2 separate regions of the Homo sapiens genome follow, and region 1 is linked to region 2. Evidence: chromatin loops called from intact Hi-C (ENCODE). Cell type or tissue: PC-9. All regions are shown on one strand.

Evidence for each region. A loop is a pair of places that touch in the nucleus more often than their neighbours do. Peaks named below come from ENCODE experiments on the same cell type or tissue, not always from the same donor. Only the 100,000 strongest peaks of a DNase experiment are listed, where the experiment ranks them.
Region 1: a loop joins it to region 2, with 3 times the contacts of the local background. A loop is called at or near these places in 2 of 110 quality-filtered maps.

Annotation. Positions count from the first base shown.
Region 1 is chr1:43,552,576-43,557,575 of GRCh38, forward strand. It overlaps PTPRF (protein tyrosine phosphatase receptor type F), which reads left to right. Exons shown (of 34, transcript NM_002840.5): 4 at 917-1,062; 5 at 1,225-1,366. Among named protein-coding and RNA genes, the nearest start is that of PTPRF, 24 kb to the left of the region's middle. RefSeq lists an enhancer at 4,623-5,000. In PC-9, a CTCF peak has its summit at 2,034; a DNase peak (open chromatin) is centred at 4,436; H3K27ac peaks cover 2,042 bases.
Region 2 is chr1:43,832,186-43,837,185 of GRCh38, forward strand. The region is part of intron 4 of ST3GAL3 (ST3 beta-galactoside alpha-2,3-sialyltransferase 3); the gene reads left to right. Among named protein-coding and RNA genes, the nearest start is that of MIR6079, 3.9 kb to the right of the region's middle. RefSeq lists enhancers at 1,982-2,749, 2,750-3,517. In PC-9, no CTCF peak of the experiment used is centred here; DNase peaks (open chromatin) are centred at 296, 2,256, 3,116 and 4,496; H3K4me3 peaks cover 1,249 bases; H3K27ac peaks cover 4,722 bases.

The DNA of each region.
Region 1 (5,000 bases), 280 kb before region 2:
GCACTAGCCCTTTTTGGAGCTGTTCATTGGTCTGATTAATAGGAAATGGATCAGCTGTCAAGATTAACGAGCTATTGCTACAAGATTGTAGCAAATGGGTTGGGCTTCTCTGGGTTCATGACCCTAGGTGGTTGAATTCTTAGGGATAGGGGCTGTGGACTGGCCCTGGTATGTGTACTGAGGTGATGAGGGTGTGGCAGTGCCATGTCTGAGCCCCTACCTTTCTTCTCCTCCCTCTGCCTCCCTGTGGACACCTTGAGGAGACTGTCAGAAGGCAATAACTAAGTCGGGGGGGAGGGATGGGAGAGGCAGATTTACAGGAAAGCATTCACCTGGGAAGATATCCAGAGAGACTTAGGAACTGGACTGTCTAGGCCTTTGGGACTGCTGCTGGTATGTGGGGGCTGGGAGAGAGGGAGGAGTCTCGGTTCCTGGCCGGAGCCCCGGGGTGGATGGTGGTGCCATCACTGAGATGGAGAGCAGGGGGAGGGACAACTCTCAGGGAGAGCTGGAGCTCTTCCCAGCAGCTCTCCAGCACGCCTTTTTCCTGGAGCTTGGAATTGATGTGGGGCGGGCAACAGAAGGGTGCAGTGGTAGTGTGAACTCCAGACTTGGAACACCTGGGTTCAGATCTTAGCTCTACCACTTACCAGCTGTGTCATATGGGACAAATCCCTTAACCTCTCTGGGCCTCTAGAAACAGATACAGTTATAGCACTCACCTCATATGCTTAACAGAGTTAAAAAATGTTAAACTCTCTGAACAGTGCCTGGCACATACTAAGCGCTACATAAAGGTGAGGTGTCCTTGTTTTCTTTGTAGGTCTTTCTCTCTGCCCCCATGACTGCCACCTTCCTCACTGGCCATTCCTATAGTGACTGTGCTGTGGTGACTTGGTGTCTCCATCTCTTCCAGGCAAACCTGTCTTCATTAAAGTCCCTGAGGACCAGACTGGGCTGTCAGGAGGGGTAGCCTCCTTCGTGTGCCAAGCTACAGGAGAACCCAAGCCGCGCATCACATGGATGAAGAAGGGGAAGAAAGTCAGCTCCCAGCGCTTCGAGGTGCGTCTGTGGTGGGAAGGGGTCGGCAGGGCTCAGGGTCTGCCCACACTCTCTCCTTTCAGTGTCCCTCCTCATGGACCTTTTGGAGGTGGGAGGACAACTGACCCTGAGCAGGCTCCTGTGTCCTGAGTAGGCTGTGACCCCATGTCTGTCCTCTGACAGGTCATTGAGTTTGATGATGGGGCAGGGTCAGTGCTTCGGATCCAGCCATTGCGGGTGCAGCGAGATGAAGCCATCTATGAGTGTACAGCTACTAACAGCCTGGGTGAGATCAACACTAGTGCCAAGCTCTCAGTGCTCGAAGGTACGTGCTAGGGAGACGTGGCACGGTGGGCTGCCGGGCTGAGGCGTGGGAAGAGCCAGCCAGCCCTGATCCTGTCCTGGGCCCATGTGCATTTGGCAGAAAGGAGGACTGGCCACCTCGGGGTCAGTGAAAGTCAGTGGTGGACAGGGATAGTCATTGGATCTGGCCTGGATTGTGCGGCTTATGCTGAGGCCAGCCATGTGGGGCATGATGCCTTTGTATTCTCCTGCTGAGCCGGGTCGTTGGTTGGGTGGGGTCTGGGGTCTGACTTGAGGTGTGGAGCTGCAGCTGTGTATCCCTTGGGTTACGTGGTTATGGCTGTGGCTGTTTGGCAGTGAACCGGATTTCCATGTGGAGCCTGGCCGTAGGTGTCAGGCAGGTGTGTTCCTTGTTGCCCCTGTGAGCTGAGGGCTGGGGCTCTGTCCGTGGATTTTAGTGTCTTCTCTCACTTGGTGGCTTCTCCATTCATTCACAAACACTCCCTGGACCACCTTGAAGTCCTCTGAGCACCGAGGAGGAGGAAGCTGTGTCTAAGCCAAGTCTTGAGGACAGGTGGGAGTTGGGGGTGGCAGTTGGCAGCTAGGCAGGTGCCCAGGCCCAGAAGCAAGAGAGGATGGAGCTTTCAGAGAGCTCTGAGTAGTTCAATTTGGGTTTTCTGGAGGGCAGAGGGGGAGCTAGAGAGCACAGGAAGAAGGAGAAAGCAATTCAGCATGAGTCTGGAGAGGTTTGGAGGGCAGATTACACAGGATCTGGCTGAGAAATGAACACTCTCCTAGGGACATAGGAAGCCACAAACAAGGCGGGGGTGACATGATCAGACCCCAGCCACAACTGATTCATCAGTCTGAATGTGTTTATGTTTTCAAAATATAGCATCGATTGTTGCTTGCTTTTTTTTCTTTTCTTTCTTTCTTTCTTTTTTTTTTTTTGAGATGCAGTCTCACTCTTGTTGCCCAGGCTGGAGTGCAATGGTGTGATCTCAGCTCACTGCAACCTCTGCCTCCCGGGTTCAAGCGATTCTCCTGCCCGGCCTCCCAAGTAGCTGGGATTACAGGCATGCGCCACCATGCCTGGCTAATTTTGTATTATTAGTAGAGATGGAGTTTTACCATGTTGGTCAGGCTGGTCTCAAACTCCTGACCTCAGGTGATCCGCCTGCCTCAGCCTCCCAAACTGCTGGGATTACAGGTGTGAGCCACCGCACCCGGGCCGATTGTTGCTTTCTTTTTAAGAATGTGATGTCGATACCTGTTCCTTTTTGAAAAATTGGAAAGTATAGAATAGCACAGAGGAAAAAATTAAAATGTCTCAGTTTACCTCTAGTAATAACATTTGGTTACTTACTCGTGGCCCATTTTCTGTGCATACATATATATGTGTGTGTGTGAACAGAAATGGGACCACATACTGTCCGATGATTTGTAGACTGCTTTAAAAACAAACAAAAAAAAATATGGCTAACATCTTCCTTGCCACTAAATATTCTTCTGTATCATTATTCTTTTTTTTTTTTTTTTTTTTTGAGACGGAGTCTAGCTCTGTCACCCAGCCTGGAGTCCCGTGGTGCCATCTTGGCTCACTGCAGCCTCTGCCTCCTGGGTTCAAGCGATTCTCCTGGCTCAGCCTCCCGAGTAGCTGGGACTACAGGTGCGCACCACCACTCGTGACTAATTTTTGTATTTTTAGTAAAGACGGGGTTTCACCATATTGAACAGGCTGGTCTGGAACTCCTGACCTCGTGATCCGCCCACCTTGGCCTCCCAAAGTGCTGGGATTACAGGCGTGAGCCACCACGTCCAGCCTGTATCATTATCCTTAATGGCTATGGGTAAGCTGTCACATGCAAGTACCCTAATTTATTTAGCCATTCCCTTATTGTTGGACACATATGTTCTCAGTTTTTTCGTTTCTATAAATAAGGTGCCATACACGTCGTTGCAGATGGATGTGTTCACCTTCCTGATTATTCCCTTATTCTAGGTTCATGGAAGTGGAATTGCTGAGTCAAAGGGCACATGCATTTTTAAGCCTTTTGATATTTCCAGAAGATTGTGTCAATTCATACTCCTGCCAAGCAGGGCAGAAGAGGGCCTCTTTCCTGCACATCTTCCCCACTGTTGGGAAATATCTTCAAAAAAATATTTTTTGCCAAGTTAATAGGCAAAAAATGGCATCTCAATTTAATTTGCATTTCTTTGATTACAAGAACAGCTGCACATGTTTTCACATTGGCCATTTTTACGCTGTGGCTTTATCTGTTCACACACACATCTCCATTCAGTTACTCTTTTTGTTGTTGTTGTTGTTGTTTGGTTTTGGGGGGTTTTTTAGTTTTGTTTGAGACAGAGTCTCACTCTGTTGCCAGGCTGGAGTGCAGTGGTGAGATCTCGGCTCACTGCAACCTCCACCTCCCGAGTTCAAGTGATTGTCCTGCCTCAGCCTCCCAAGTAGCTGGGACTACTGGCAGGTGCCACCACGCCCAGCTAATGTTTGTATTTTTAGTAGAGACGGGGTTTCACCATGTTGGCCAGGCTGGTCTCGAACTCCTGACCTCGCCCGCCTTGGCCTCCCAAAGTGCTGGGATTACAGGCCTGAGGCACTGCGTCCAGTGTCGGTTACTGTTTTGCATCTGTGTCTTGTATGAGTCCGTGGGCTCTACAAGCTTAGAGGAGCCATAGAGGACAGTGGTTAAGACTCTGGACCACTCACTTCTCGTGTGTCTTTGGGTTAGTAACTATGCCTCTGACCCTCATTTGCTCCATCTGTAAATGGATATAATGCCTACCACCCAAGCTGGTTTGGAAGATTGAATGCTGTGTATGAAGCGCTTCCCAGGAGTGTGGTGGTGGTTGCTGTGGGGCTGGAAGCTGTACATCTTGAGGCCTCACCACGTGAGCTGAAGGTGGTTGGCCTCCGTGCTGCGTGGCATCATCCGGGTGATGCAGCTCCACTGCCTGCTCCCACGGGGGGACATACCTGTGCAATAGGAACTCAGAGAACAGGCCCTGGGCCAGCATCACTGATTGCTGAGTGTTCTCAGGCTCCTCCCTGCCACTTCTGACCTGTTTCCCCACTCGTGACCTGGGGGCAAGTATTTCAATGCTGCCCAGTCCTCCTATTGGCAGCTGTCCTAGCAGGGAGCCATCTGCCCTGCCCTGGCATTTGGGAGGTGGCTGAAGGACCAGAGGCCCCAGAGGGCTTCTTTTCAGGCTCTCAGATTGGGGAACAGGGCCTCCTTGTTAGTATTGAAAGAGGAGTCCTTCAAAAGCGCCTAAGCCCCAGGTCCTGGGTCAGGAGCCCTCTTACCTCTGCCACTGCCCTGGGCAGCCTTACCTTTCAAAGGGTTGAGGAGGATGGAGGTGGTCTTTCAGGCCTGGGGTGAGGAGGACGGACTTCAGACTGACAGGAGGGGCTGGGTGTGGTGGCTCACGCCTGTAATCCCAGCACTTTGGGAGGCAGAGGCCTGCACATCACTTGAGGTCAGGAGTTCGAGACCAGCCTGGCCAACATGGCAAAACCCCATCTCTACCAAAAAATACAAAATTAACTGGGCGTGGTGGCGCACGCCTGTAGTCCCAGCTACTTGGGAGGCTGAGGCAGGAGAATTGCTTGAACCCAGGAGGAGGAGGTTGCA
Region 2 (5,000 bases):
GAAATAAATTACAAGGCTCTGGAGACAAATGTAACCTGGAGTTAATGTCAGCTCCACAATCACTGATCAAATAGGAAGGTGGCCTGGTTTGATGAAAAGGTATTGCAGTGCCTAGCAGCAAGAGCAGAAAGGCAGGGCCTCCGGAGCTGAGAAATACCACAAGTTTCAGATGGCTCAGATCAAGCAGTCCCTTTTTTCTTAAAGTGATAGAAGACATTTGACAGTGCTTCAGCATTTGTCGTAGATGGCTGTACACGTATCATGATGGCAAAAGCTGTAGAGAAACCTGAGTCTACATTGGAAGCCACAAAGAGCAAAGAGTCAGTGATGTCTAGGGTAGAATGGATTGGCACAGCCCACATGTGGGTAGATGATGAAACTGGTGACAATGCAAGCAAGACCCAGCAGACCTTGGAGTAACAGGTCAGACAGGTGGCAGTCAGAGGAGACAGAAGTTGTCCTTAAGGAGAAACATTTCCATCTTGGGGCTTGAGAGGATCTATGGCAGTAAAGGCTATTTCAAAAAAAAAATTAAAGTGAAAATATTTAATGACAGAATAGGATTACTCAAGCTAGGCGAAGCTGCTTCTGCCATTTCCCTCCTCATGTCATTATCCCAGAAACAACTCTCTAGTACTTGGAGAAAGGCATCCTCATGAGGAAGGTAGAAGATGGAATTGAAGAATTCCCTCCTCTGTGGATGGAAAGAGCTCTGTGTAGAGAGGCTCATCTGCACGCTCATGCATGTCCCCCTAGCATGGTAACACTGGCTTTGATTAAGCTGCTGGGTTGTTAGGCAGTGTGCTAAGTGCTGCCTACATGGTCTTCTTTTCTCATAAGGAATGCTTTAAACTAAATTAGCACATGAAACGAGGGAGCAGGCATGGTAGGGGCTGATCTGAGTCCAGTCCTCTCTGAGATGGTTCTAGAAACTAGACTGATGGTTACACAATGTCCATCACTGATCTGTAGAGTCCTCAGGAATCACTGTCAATGACTCTTCCCCAGTTTCCCTGGCCATCACCCCACTTCCCCCTTACACTTCCTGTTGATTAACCTTCCAAGGCAAGGTAACCAACTGATTTCAGTCCAGCATTTTATTGGGTACTTGTATATTCTGTGCCATACATGCTTTGCTAAAATGATCATATTCTATGAGAGAAAGATATTTAAATGGACAATTACTCTTCAGTGTAATGGAGTGTAATGCTAGGCCTTAACTATGTCCTAGTCATCATTGTATCCTTAATCCCAGGCCAGTTAGTTAGCATGTACTGAGCACCAGCGAGGGGCCAGACACCGTACTCAGTGCCAGCCCTTCTTTCTCAGCATAACTCTTAACAAAAAAATTTTATAAAGTAAGTACTAGTATAATCCCACTTTTAAAGATGTGCAAATTAAGGGCACAAAACAATTTAAAAGACATGCCCCAAATCACACAGCTATTAAGAGAGCCAGGATAAAAATCCAAGCAGAGTGACTCTATTGTCTCTAAATATTTGTTGCCTGTGGAAATGAGAGGCAGAAAGGGGAAGGCGGTAGGAGAATGGGGGAACAAGTGAGCAAGTGAAGATGAAGGTCTGCCCTAGGTGGCGCAGGTCCACAGGGGGATGGGTTCTACCTGAGAAGGGAAGTATCATGGAAAGTTCGCAAGGGAAGTGGTGCTTAGAAAATAGGCATCCCTGGCCAAGGCGGGCTAAGGGAGCAGAGCTAAGGCCAGCCCTTCCAGTTTTGCGCTAGATCCTTTCCCCCTCCGCCTTCTCACAGGCATTCTCCCCCAACCTGGCCAACATGGTGAAACCTTGTCTCTACTAAAAATGCAAAAATTAGCCGGGCGCGGTGGCAGGCGCCTGTAACCTCAGCTTCTCGGGAGGCTGAGGCAGGAGAATCACTTGGACCTCGGAGGTGGAGGTTGCAGTGAGCCGAGATCATGCCACCACACTCCAGCCTGGGCAACAGAGTGAGACCCCGTCTCAGAAAACAAACACAACAAAAAGAAACATTCTCCCTACAACTGTCCTATCTCTACTGCATTGTGAGTTTTTCTTTTATTCTAACCAGCTTGTAAACTTGGGGAAATATTTCCTAACCTCAAAAAACACTTTACCCTGCTTCCCCGCTCCGGCTATTGCCCCATTTCTTTGTTCCTTTGTAGCAGAACTCCTAAAAATAGTCTGTGTTTCATGACTTCAGTTTGTCTCTTCCTGTTTTCTCTTAAACCCAGTGAAACGAGTTTCACCTCCACATTCCAGTGGAATGGCTGTTGTTGAGGTTGGTGGTGACCTCCCTGTTGCCGAATCCAGCATTTAGTCCTGTGGCCACACCTTACTGGACCTCCACAGTGTGTGACGCAGTTGGTCTCTGCGTCCTTCCTAAGACACTTCGTTGACCACAGCCTCACACTCTCCTGCTCTTTCAGCCTCCTGCAGTGCTACTCCTCATCTCCCAAATGCTGATCCTTCAGACACACGTCAGCCAGGGCACCCTCCCACTAGATATCATGTGGTGACTCTCCCTGTGGTTGGATCTGAACCCGAGCCAGGCGCTTATGGCAGCCACGCGTGTCACACAGCATGTGTGTCCCCTCCAAATGTGCTCCCTCACCACATCCTGATGCGATTCTTGGAATTACATGGTTTCCACTGCACATGGGGAAGTTGAAAATCAGATTTTCCATCACTTGCTTGTCAGTGTCCTCTGTGACAGTTTCTGATTCCAGATCTGATGCTTTTTCCATTTATGACCCATTGCTTGGCCTGATTCCTTAAACTCAGTCCTTCTGAGTGAAGCAGGAGAGTGGAAGCGTCTGGTTCCTTCTTTGGGGCTCCAGCCTGTCCATCTGGATTTCCTCTTGTGAGTGCAGTGGTAACACTCTTCACCCCAGGGGCTTGGTAGTCACGTTTGCAGGACAATGGGTGCTCTTACTGGGTTTAATGCTAAATCTCCCAAAATGAAAGGCCAGCTGCAGAGTAGGAGAAGAACAAGGGCTGAGTGATTTGATCAGACATCTGTGGGGGCCTGCTGGCATTTGGAGTGTGAGTGCCTTAGAGAGACTGACTATTCTGGCCCCAGGGAGTTGGCGACCGTTAATCTTGGTGGTTTTGACCGCTAACTGCCCCAGAGGTCCCAGCCTGCTGGATGACTCAGAATCCCCAACACTCCCCCTATTCTTCTCTCACTGGGATAGTCAGGAGGCCATTTCTAAGGCATTTTAATTTGGTAATAACTTGACATGACCCACTGTACCCAGAGTTGTACGTTTTAGGAGTTACTGTCGCTTTCTAAATGAGGGGTTGATTTGGAGCCCATCATCCTTGATATTGGACTGCCTTCCACTGCCATGGAGAGAGCAGTATCTCCTGCCTTGCCTGCTGGGCTCCAGCTCCCTCTCCATTGTAGATGACGTGATCCTGTGCCCCCTGGACTGTCCCACAGCCCTTATTCTTTAAGTACCTTGCCAAAAGTTGATGGGGTAAACTAGAGAGAAAAGAGGTGGCCAAAGGTCTGTCTGTTGTTCATTTATTTCTGCACTGCACTGTGTTAAGAAGGGCACCTGCTGTCCATCTTTCTGCTGTTTATGAAACTTTCTGGAATTCAGAAAGACCACAGGAACTCACAGCACAAGGCAGGCAAGCAGATGGTGGGGACTGGGGACAGGACATGAAGAGACTCAAAATGCCTTACTGCCGCAGACCAAAGCTGTGTGAGGCCTTCTGGACTGTCTTCTCCACCCCGTGTCTGACTGTGTTGACCACTCCTGTGCTGTCCTGTGCCTTCCTCCGTGACCGTGTTGGTGGCAGTGCCCTGTTAAGAGTTCCTCCACTGGTGTTAGAGACCTTGGGTTCTAATCCAGTGTCTACCACTTGTATGATCTTGGATTAGTCTCTTCATCTTTCTAGGCCTTGTGTGTAAATTAATTCATAGCACCAACTCACAGAGTTGTTGAGAGAGCTAACTGAAAACATCTAGAACGTTTTTGTCACTGTGCCTAGTCAAAAAGCTTCTAGTCAGTTCTGTAATTGCACTGAGGTTTATATTTCATTTCAAAAATACAGTTGTTTACATAAGAAAATATTGTTTTTCTCTTGTTAGACTTTTGGCTTTCTTTTGCCTACCAAATAAAGTCCCAACTCCTTGGCTTGTCACTCAGCCTTCAGATTTGCATTTCAGGCTTTGAATTTCCGTGGTGGGGGATGCTTGAAAATGTAGATTTCTAAAAGAAATTGTGCATTGATCAGATGAGTTTGTGTTCAATGAGCAGTTACTCTGTGTAAGGCTCTGGGCTAGGCCCGAGGGGTCTGTGGTGAATCAGACATGACACACACTAGGCAGTGGCATCATCATTTCTGGTACCACCACCCCACACCCACCCAGTCCAGACCCTGCAGAAGGCAGCCTGGAGGGTAGGCTTGCCACAGGGCCCCAGCACAGTAGAGCAGCTGGGCACCAGAGTTTTGGCAGCAGGCCCAAGGGTGGGGGTGGAGGAGGTGGGGACTCAGAACTGGCAGCCAGCCAGGGCTCACTCAGGTGCCCCAGCATGCAGGGCCTCCAGCCCCGGCAGTCACGGAGCCCATTCACTGACTATATCCTGTTCTTTGGCTGTGATCTTCTCTAGACTGCATAGTGCAGAGATTTTGGTGGCAGGGCAGTGACTCCAGACCCACATTGAACGCATAAGACGTTGAAACCCAAAGATGTGAGGTGGCATGATTATGGTCACACAGCAACAGGCCAGGATTAGAACACAAGTCTTCTGAAAAATATGTAGCAGTCTCAGCCTTGTGGGTTCCTTGAGATTGCCTTGTCTGCCGTGAGACTGTCAGGGTCATTTTGTTCCTTAAGAAAGTTTTAGGGGTCTTCTTTGTGCCCATTTATGCAAGGCACTGGAGAGGGTAGGCAGGGTTAAATCAGCCTCTGACCTTAGGAATTTACAGTGTATCAAGGGAGACATACTACCAAAAATTACAATACAGAATAGCAAGTGCTGGGGGTAAGTATAT